Linked DNA regions of Homo sapiens: region 1 is linked to region 2. Evidence: read pairs that join two places in POLR2A ChIA-PET (ENCODE). Cell type or tissue: CD4-positive, alpha-beta T cell. All regions are shown on one strand. Region 1 overlaps LOC105369812 (a long non-coding RNA gene). Region 2 overlaps LINC02408 (long intergenic non-protein coding RNA 2408).

Region 1 (4,000 bases), 81 kb before region 2:
CCCAGGATGGCAGGCATCACATTCATTTCCCAACCACTTCTTAAGGGTTATTTCTGTAGACAGGCAATTGCTGTGGTTGGAGTAGGAATGGAGAGAGTAGAGGAAGGATGCCTTGGTGTCTTTTCAAGTGAATACTTAAAAAAAAAAAAGGTTCTTGAAAGAAAGGTCATTCTTTATTTTGCTTGGCTTGTTCTTTCTATTTGGAAAACTTCCCAACAGAATCTACTACCCAGTTTCTTCAAGTCATGCAGAGTCAAAGGACAGAAGAGATAAAAATGTAGATCTTATTTTGCAGGGGTTTATTGACCTCCTGTGTTTGCCATCTTACCAATGAGCCTTGTTGGGTGAGATGGCAGTAAGAGGGCAGCCCGTATTTAGAAAGTGCACAGTCACACACCTCACAAGCTGTGACATCAGTAGATCTTGGAAGCAATAACAACTATGCTCATAGGTCTGATGGTATCGACGGGTTCCTATTGTTCCAACAATATCTGAGACTTAGATGCCAGGGAGTCTGCAGTTAGAATCCCCTTCCCTTTTCTGCATATGTATGTGAATGTTTCTTGCCTTATACTGGAGTACGCTAAAGAAGAACAGAAACTCAATGCCCAGCCTTTCTTTAATCTTACCCTCATTTCAGATATAAGAAAGAACGTTTATATTCCAACCTGGAGTTTTACCTGTAGTTTAGTTTCATTGCAAAACTCTATTCATGCTTTCCTCATACTAGCCTTGAGCTCTTTACTATAATGGGCCTATGGAAATTATTTTATATCACCCCCAATAAATATTTTCCTGTCTTTATTACTAAATTAGGGGCTTGTCCCGTTGTCTGGCCTTGAGGATTTTTCTACTAATATTTGTTGAAATTAAAAGAAAGCCAAGTCTTTTGAAGATTTAATACCATATTATGGCAACTCTTTCAAAGCTTTTGATGGAATATTGAAGACATATAATTATCATTATCAAAAATAACACCTCTAAATTGTACAATGTGAATTATATTTTGCCTGTAGGGAGCTTACAATCTATGCATTCAGCTGTAATACAAACACAGCTTAAGCCAAATAAATCAATAACCTGGTGCCTAACACTCAGAAGGATTAAATGCTGTCACTGAGACCTTGGATTTAGAAATAAAGGACGGAATTCTACCTATGCACACAGTCCATGCATATGAATGTCAACCGCAGAGTTTCCTAGACGATTATCAAGTGGAAGCAGTAAAAGTGTACTCCCTAAAAAGAAATATCATGGGCTGGGCGCGGTGGCTCATTCCTGTAATTCCAGCACTTTGAGAGGCCAAGACAGGCAGATCACTTGAGGTCAGGAGTTCGAGACAAGCCTGGTCAACATGGCAAAACCCTATCTCTACAAAAAATACAAAAATTAGCCAGGCATGCTGGTGTGTACCTGTAATCCCAGCTACTCGGGATGCTGAGGCTTGAGAATCACTTGAGCTCAGGAGGTGGGGGTTGCAGTGAGCAGAGATCACACCACTGTACTCCAACGTGGATGACAGAGTGAGACCCTGTCTCAAAATAAAAAGAAAAAAAGAAAAGAAAGAAAAAAGAAAAATAATGTTCATTCCCAATTTAGAGAAGTGGCATACTCCCTTTTTATTAAAATTCAAGTTTCAGGATATGAATTCTTTTTTGATAGTTGTGTCTTTTGCAGATAACGCTCTTCCCTTAAAGAACCAGGTTACAATAAGCGAGTATTTTTATTTTATCCTTTCTCATAGGAACAACGTGTTCAATCAACTACTTGCATAATTTAAGGCAAATTATTCTTCCAACAAGCCTACAACTACCTCCTCTGAGAGGGCAAGTGCTATACAGACCCATCTCTTGGAGATCTGATGAGCATTATATATTTATTTGCTTGTGACTTGAATAAGATGCATGACCTAAGCATGAATAAGCATACTGCAAACATATTTAAATAGATCAGTTTTTAGAACAGCATTTTCTAAGATTATCAAATTTATATTTGCTCCTCCCTAGTGCCTGGGATTATTGACTGGCTCTAAGGTCACCAGTAGGTACTTATTCTAGGGCTTCTGTTCAGTTTGACAAAACAATCTTGCATTCTTCTTTTTCCTACAAACATTCCATCACTTGTCCTAGAAATTATGTAAAAGAGAAACTCTAACTCAGAAACTGAAAAAGCAATTTAAAAAATTTTTAGAAAGGAGAAAAGAAATTTCTGAATGTAAGTGCTGGGGTCTAAAAGTCAGAGTGGATTTTCTCAGGCCTATTTATAATGGTTTAACCCAATCATGGGAATTTAAGACTGTGTACTTCTCGAAAGTGGCTAAAAAATGAAAGAAACACAAAATATTATTTTTCCCCCATGGCAGGCAATAAGGCAAGTTATTTAACATAAGAAACATACTTATTTTTTTCTCTGTATGAGATTAGCTAACCATCTCTCAACTCCGACAATGGCTTGTCAGTCTCTCTCTTATGTAAGAGTCCAGGAGCTGCCTTCTAGGATACCCACCAAATGGCTAGAGATGTATTGGTTGTATTCTTAAGTTTTACTTGATAATCTATTTTATGTTCATAAAGTTCTCTGAGTTATTTGCCTTTGCTTGTGGTAGCAGTGATGGCTCATCTCAAGGTTGCTGTCTTTTTTTTTTTTAAATAATAGAATGCCCAGAAAGAGGCTGAAAGAGAGTACCTAAGTAGCTATACCTATATAAAGGGACAGCTCCATCTGCTTTCTACCTGCTGTTACAAAGGCTTTCTGCCCCCTCCTATGTGTACAGGTCAGGATATGGTTGGTGCCAGAGACCAGAGGCACAGTAGATGAAGGCAGGCACAATTTTGGCACAAGGGGAGGCATTTTCACCACCTATCAAATTCTTTTCCTGTCTCGTTTTTGTCTCCCTCCACTTGTAAGAGCCCTAAAGGGAAGCTGAAGCTGTAGTCCATTATCCACCCAAAGGAAAGCAAGAGTCTAAAAAGAACTTGAAGGTCCAAAGGGGATTTTTCTGCAGAGGTAGCAGTAATTTTAATTAAGAGGGGAAAGCTTTGAAATGGGTCAGTTTATTAAGGACATCTATTGGCCATTTGCCTAGAAGTTCATTTTCCCTGCCCCACGTTATGGGGTGGCCCCTCCTCAGAGGCAGAGCTGGAACAGTGAGACACAGAGAGGAATCAGTGGCCTGAATGGCTGCTGTGATTATCAGAGCCAGGTGGCCAATGTTCCAAAGTTAGAGAGGTCATTGACTTGGCAGTTGTCTTCGCAAGTTTGTGATCTTAAAGGACTCCAAGACCTTGGACTTATTTTAAGGGAGCAGGTGCCAAACTGCTACCTTGAGAAATGGATGCATACACAGCAAGCACAGGAATGGGCACAGGTTGGCATAGCTTAGTGGGTTGAGATTACACAGAATAAACTGAGCCAAGTGATGGTAAATGAAAGATAACAAATGCAAAGTATGTGAAAATTTTAAACAAGTTATTGGTTGTTCTAGTTAGCCAGAGATGTTTCTCCAACCCAGCAGTATAATTCAGGCAAGATTATGCAAATACAAAGACCCCAGATATTAAAAAAATTATAGCAACATCAGCCAAACCAGATAGTACAGAAACAAATTAATGCAGGCTTAATGTGAGAAAATACTATAGGCAATACCTTTCTGGATGCAGGGCAGGTGTGTGGTTCAAGGAGCAACTGATAACCAAAGAACAACATACTACAAATGGCATCAATTCTTAAGTGACAGTAACACCGATGTTACACTTTTGTGATTTTGTGTGTGTTTTATGTATGTCTAATACATCTGTAGCTTAAAGATGACAGATACATGATCTGTGTCCCACTGCTGCTGCTTTCAGGGCCCTCTATAGGCATTTCTTATAGATTACACCACTTCCAAACTTGGAAATGGTCTCAGAACCATTCTCAACACAGGATTCAGAGTGATCAGTGTTGGCCTGGGAGGTGAAATCTATTTGTAGTCTCCCCAGTGCTTTTTTTTTTTTTTTTT
Region 2 (4,000 bases):
CCAGGACTTACAAAGACACTTCCCGCAGAAGGCAGGAGACCAGCGGGGAGGCTGCTATGATAATCCAGGAAAGAGACAGGAGACCAGGGTGGCAGCAGCAGTGGCAGTGATGAGCAGTGGTAAGATTTGAAATCCAACAGCACTGTTCACAGATCAGACATGAGTTGTGATGAAAACAGAGGCGCCAAGGATGACTCAAACAATTTTGGCCTATGCAACTGAAAGGATGGGATTGCCATTTCCTGAGACAGGAAGGTGGAGCAGGATAGTGGGGACAAGGGAGCATAAAGAGCTGGGTTTTGTAGGTGTTCAGTTTGAGTTTGAGATGCCCACTTATAGAAATCTGAGTGGAAGTGTTGAGAAGGCAGTCACATATATGAAAATATATATCATTCATATGCAGTTTGAGAGAAATAGCCAGCCTTAAGGTATATATTTCAGAACCGCAGCAGAGCATATAGATGGTGTTTAAACCTGTCTGTCTGTCTATCTATGTATCTATGTATCTATGTATCTATCTATCTATCTATCTATCTATCTATCTATCTATCTATCTATCTATCTATCTATCTAATCTATCTAGAGGGAGAGAGATTACTTTAAGAAATCCTGGGTGTCTAGACTGGGCAACTGGAGGGATAGTGGCCGCACACCTCTGTTTACCTTTCATCTTGCTTTTCAGAGTGTGTTCTGTTCTGTTTGGTTTTAATGTTCAGAGAGTTTTGTTTTAGTATTCCAAGTGGCCCTACACCGATCATTTAGTGTACGTTATGTTATGAATGTGTTAGCTCTGAACACCATTCCCAGGACCATTCTCTGGTTGGGATAAATAGGGTAGAGGTTGAGCCAAGGGTCAGTTGTACTTTGACTAGCATTCCTCAGCATTTTAAAAACAGGGCTATTAACATATGGTTCACATACCATGTAATTCACTCAAAGTGTACAGTTTACGGTTTTTTGTATATTCAGACTGTGCAAACATTCCCACAGTCAATTTTAGAACACTTCCATAATCTCCAAAAGAAACCCAATGGCCTTTAACTATCACTCCCTATCCCCTACCCTGCCCTCAGCCACAGGCAACCATTAGTCTACTCTCTGCCTCATGGAGTTTCCTGTTCTGGACATTCCATAGAAAGGGAATCATGCAACACGTGGTACTTTGTGACTGTTTCTTTCACCCACGTGTTTTCACATTCTTTCATGTCAGAGCAGGTATTATTACTTCAACCGTTTCTTACAGCTGAATATTCCAATGTATGGATGTATCACATTTTATTGATCCACTCATCATGTGGTGGACATTTTGGCTTTTGTATGGTAATGCTGCTGTCAACGTGGTGTATGAGTTTTTGTGTGGACATATCCCTCAGTGTGTTTAGAATCTGCCTGAAAACCCTGACCACGTCAGGGGCAGAATAAGCAGAAGGGTATTGGATGTTGTCCAATAACCTCACATTTACCTTGTGAAGGAAAGGAGTTTCAGTTCAGCATAGGAACCACAATCTCTTGTTTGTTTTACCAGAAAGACATTCTTCGTTTCACTCCTACTCTGTACCCACCATTTTCTCTCAGCTGCTAAGAAAAAGGAAGAAGACAGGGCAAAATTCAAGAACCTACATAATTTAACCATCGCAAATATTCAACCTAAACCTCCCTCTAAACACTGAACTCTTCACTCACTCCCATTTATACCTTCCATATCGTATTAATGCTCCCCTTTCTCCCGGATGCTTATGAGTATTTCAGATAAGTGTAACTGATCACCTAATCTTTCTGCTTCCTCCTCCCCTGCTAGAGACTTGGCCACCTGCCAATCACAGCAGAGCACCTTAATTCCTTCAGCACATGCTCAAGGGGTCACCTGTGTGTGCAGCTCCAGGCATAACTCTGCTGCCAAAGCAAAAAGAGCACAGCTGCTTCTCAGCTTTCCAGGCCATCGGGAGGGGGCTAATGACAACTGGGCCTCTAAGATGCTCTTTGGGAGTCTACACTTGATAACCTTTGGGGAGTCATGCAAACAGCTTGACTTAGGCCATCCCATGTGTCCCAATAACACTGTCTCATGTGAATTAAATAGTTTGTTTTTTAAAATTCTCTCTCACTAAAGTGTCATCTTCTTGTGGGCAAGGACTGTGTCTTGTTCATCCTTGCAGCCTCAACACTGTGTCTGGCATCCATGGACAATTCATTTTGCTCAATTGAACTGAATGCTCAAGATCCTCAAGAAAGGAAGAAGAGAAATTACATTTACAAAGCACCTATTGTGTGCCAATCACTATAGTAGGCCACTTTATGTTTTATTAAACTAAATCCCTTGAGCTAGAGTCAGCTGCAAGGGAAGATGATGACCACTATTTTACTGATGAAGAAACTAGACTCCCTCCCTCAGAGGTTGAGGAGTGTGCTAGAAGTCACACAACCACCAAATGGCAATATTAAATTCAAACCTGGTGACTCCAAAGGCTATACTCTCCACATCATAACAGAGCCTCCAAGTCTGGTTGTAAGAAAGCATCAGATAGCAGGCATCCATTTCTTCATGCGTTCTTCAGTTCATGTAGGTAAGTACTGAGTGTTAATTATGCATTACATACTGTGCTAAGTTCTAGAAGCACAAAAATAAATAAGACATGGCTCAGTCTAGGAAGGAAGATAAGTGAAAATCATAATTAATTAAATCAGAATGTCAGGTATGGCACTGTAAAAGATCTGATAGGAGAACCGCCAACCTCAGCTTCTGGGCCACAGGAACTGCCACCAAAAATTAGTGCCAAAAATTAGTGCCAGGAGAGTGTCTCTGGGACCTACAGGAGTCAGCCAGGTGAGTCAGAGGCGTAGAGTAAAGGGATGGGCTTAGAGCCTCATTGGTAACATGGGGACAATGATACTCTCTACCCCATAGGATTTTTGTGAGGATTAAATGAGTTAATTCAAGAGCATAAAATAGTGCCTGACACACAATATGTTCTCAGTGTATTGTAGCAGCTGTTATCATTATTTATCTTAGATGAGCCAATAATTTGATGAAAAGTATCATAGAACTATTCAGAATAAAGCAGAGATGAGAACATGACTCCAGAATGCATTTGCCCAGAATCCTGAATCCTGAATCCTCCTGACTTGCTGGCTGTCTGACTTGAGCTGTTGAACCGTTCTGGCCTCCAGTTTCTCCTCTGTACCTTCTCAGGGTCGTTGTAAGGACTGAGATAAAACAGGTCATATGCTTAGATCAGCACTTGGCATACAGTAAATACCATCAGCTTGTGGGCTGTTGCAAGGTGCTGTGGAAACACCGAGAAGGGTTACATGAACTAGACTGTCAGGGAAAGCTTCCCCCAGGAGCCAAAGCTTGCCTGGGTATGGAAAGTGCCACAAGGTGAGCCAAACCTCACCTGGGTGTGGAAAGTTAACGGGTAGGTTAACCAGTCTTGGGAAGCAAGGACAGTAGCCTGGTCAGAATGACACTCTTAAAACTCAGAAATGTGGGGTGGCTCAGTGAGTCCTGAGAACTGGAAGCAGCTGAAAGATGTTAGAACATAGACGGTGGTGGCCATGGTGTCAGCAGGTCTGGAGAATGGGGGTGCATATTGCAGAGTAAGCAAAACAGTTGGAACTCTATGCTGGAAACTGCCTGGCTCTGTATCACGCATCTGAAGAGGGTGCTCTCAACTTCTTCCTTAGTGGGAATTCCCCAGAACATTACTAGTATGCTGTTGTTTGCTAACACATGCCATCCATCTTGAGTTGCACCATTGTTATTTTCCGTCTATTTCTAAGTCTCTGAGATGGGGGTGCATCTTCCCATTGATGTTGGTATAATTCCTGCCCACCTGGACTGAAGGTGAGGTCTTCCAGAGAGGGTTTGCCTCAGCTTTGGCCAGTCATCAAGGACACTATTTTAAGTTCTCTGGTTAGGGGTTTTGGAGTTACACTGGCAGTGTCAATTCCAACAACAAAGCTGCATGAACAGCTTGTAGTTCAAATCCTCCAGGGAGAT

The links. ChIA-PET counts read pairs that join two places held together with the same protein. Peaks named below come from ENCODE experiments on the same cell type or tissue, not always from the same donor. Only the 100,000 strongest peaks of a DNase experiment are listed, where the experiment ranks them.
Region 1: POLR2A ChIA-PET joins it to region 2 with 5 read pairs; 2 of 35 experiments call an interaction of 5 or more read pairs at or near these places.

What each region holds. Positions count from the first base shown.
Region 1 is chr12:67,459,362-67,463,361 of GRCh38, forward strand. All of the region lies in intron 4 of LOC105369812 (a long non-coding RNA gene), which reads left to right. Among named protein-coding and RNA genes, the nearest start is that of LINC02420, 19 kb to the left of the region's middle. In CD4-positive, alpha-beta T cell, no CTCF peak of the experiment used is centred here; no DNase peak of the experiment used is centred here.
Region 2 is chr12:67,539,971-67,543,970 of GRCh38, forward strand. The region is part of intron 1 of LINC02408 (long intergenic non-protein coding RNA 2408); the gene reads left to right. Among named protein-coding and RNA genes, the nearest start is that of LINC02408, 22 kb to the left of the region's middle. RefSeq lists a silencer at 1,505-1,564 and an enhancer at 1,755-1,834. In CD4-positive, alpha-beta T cell, no CTCF peak of the experiment used is centred here; a DNase peak (open chromatin) is centred at 1,811.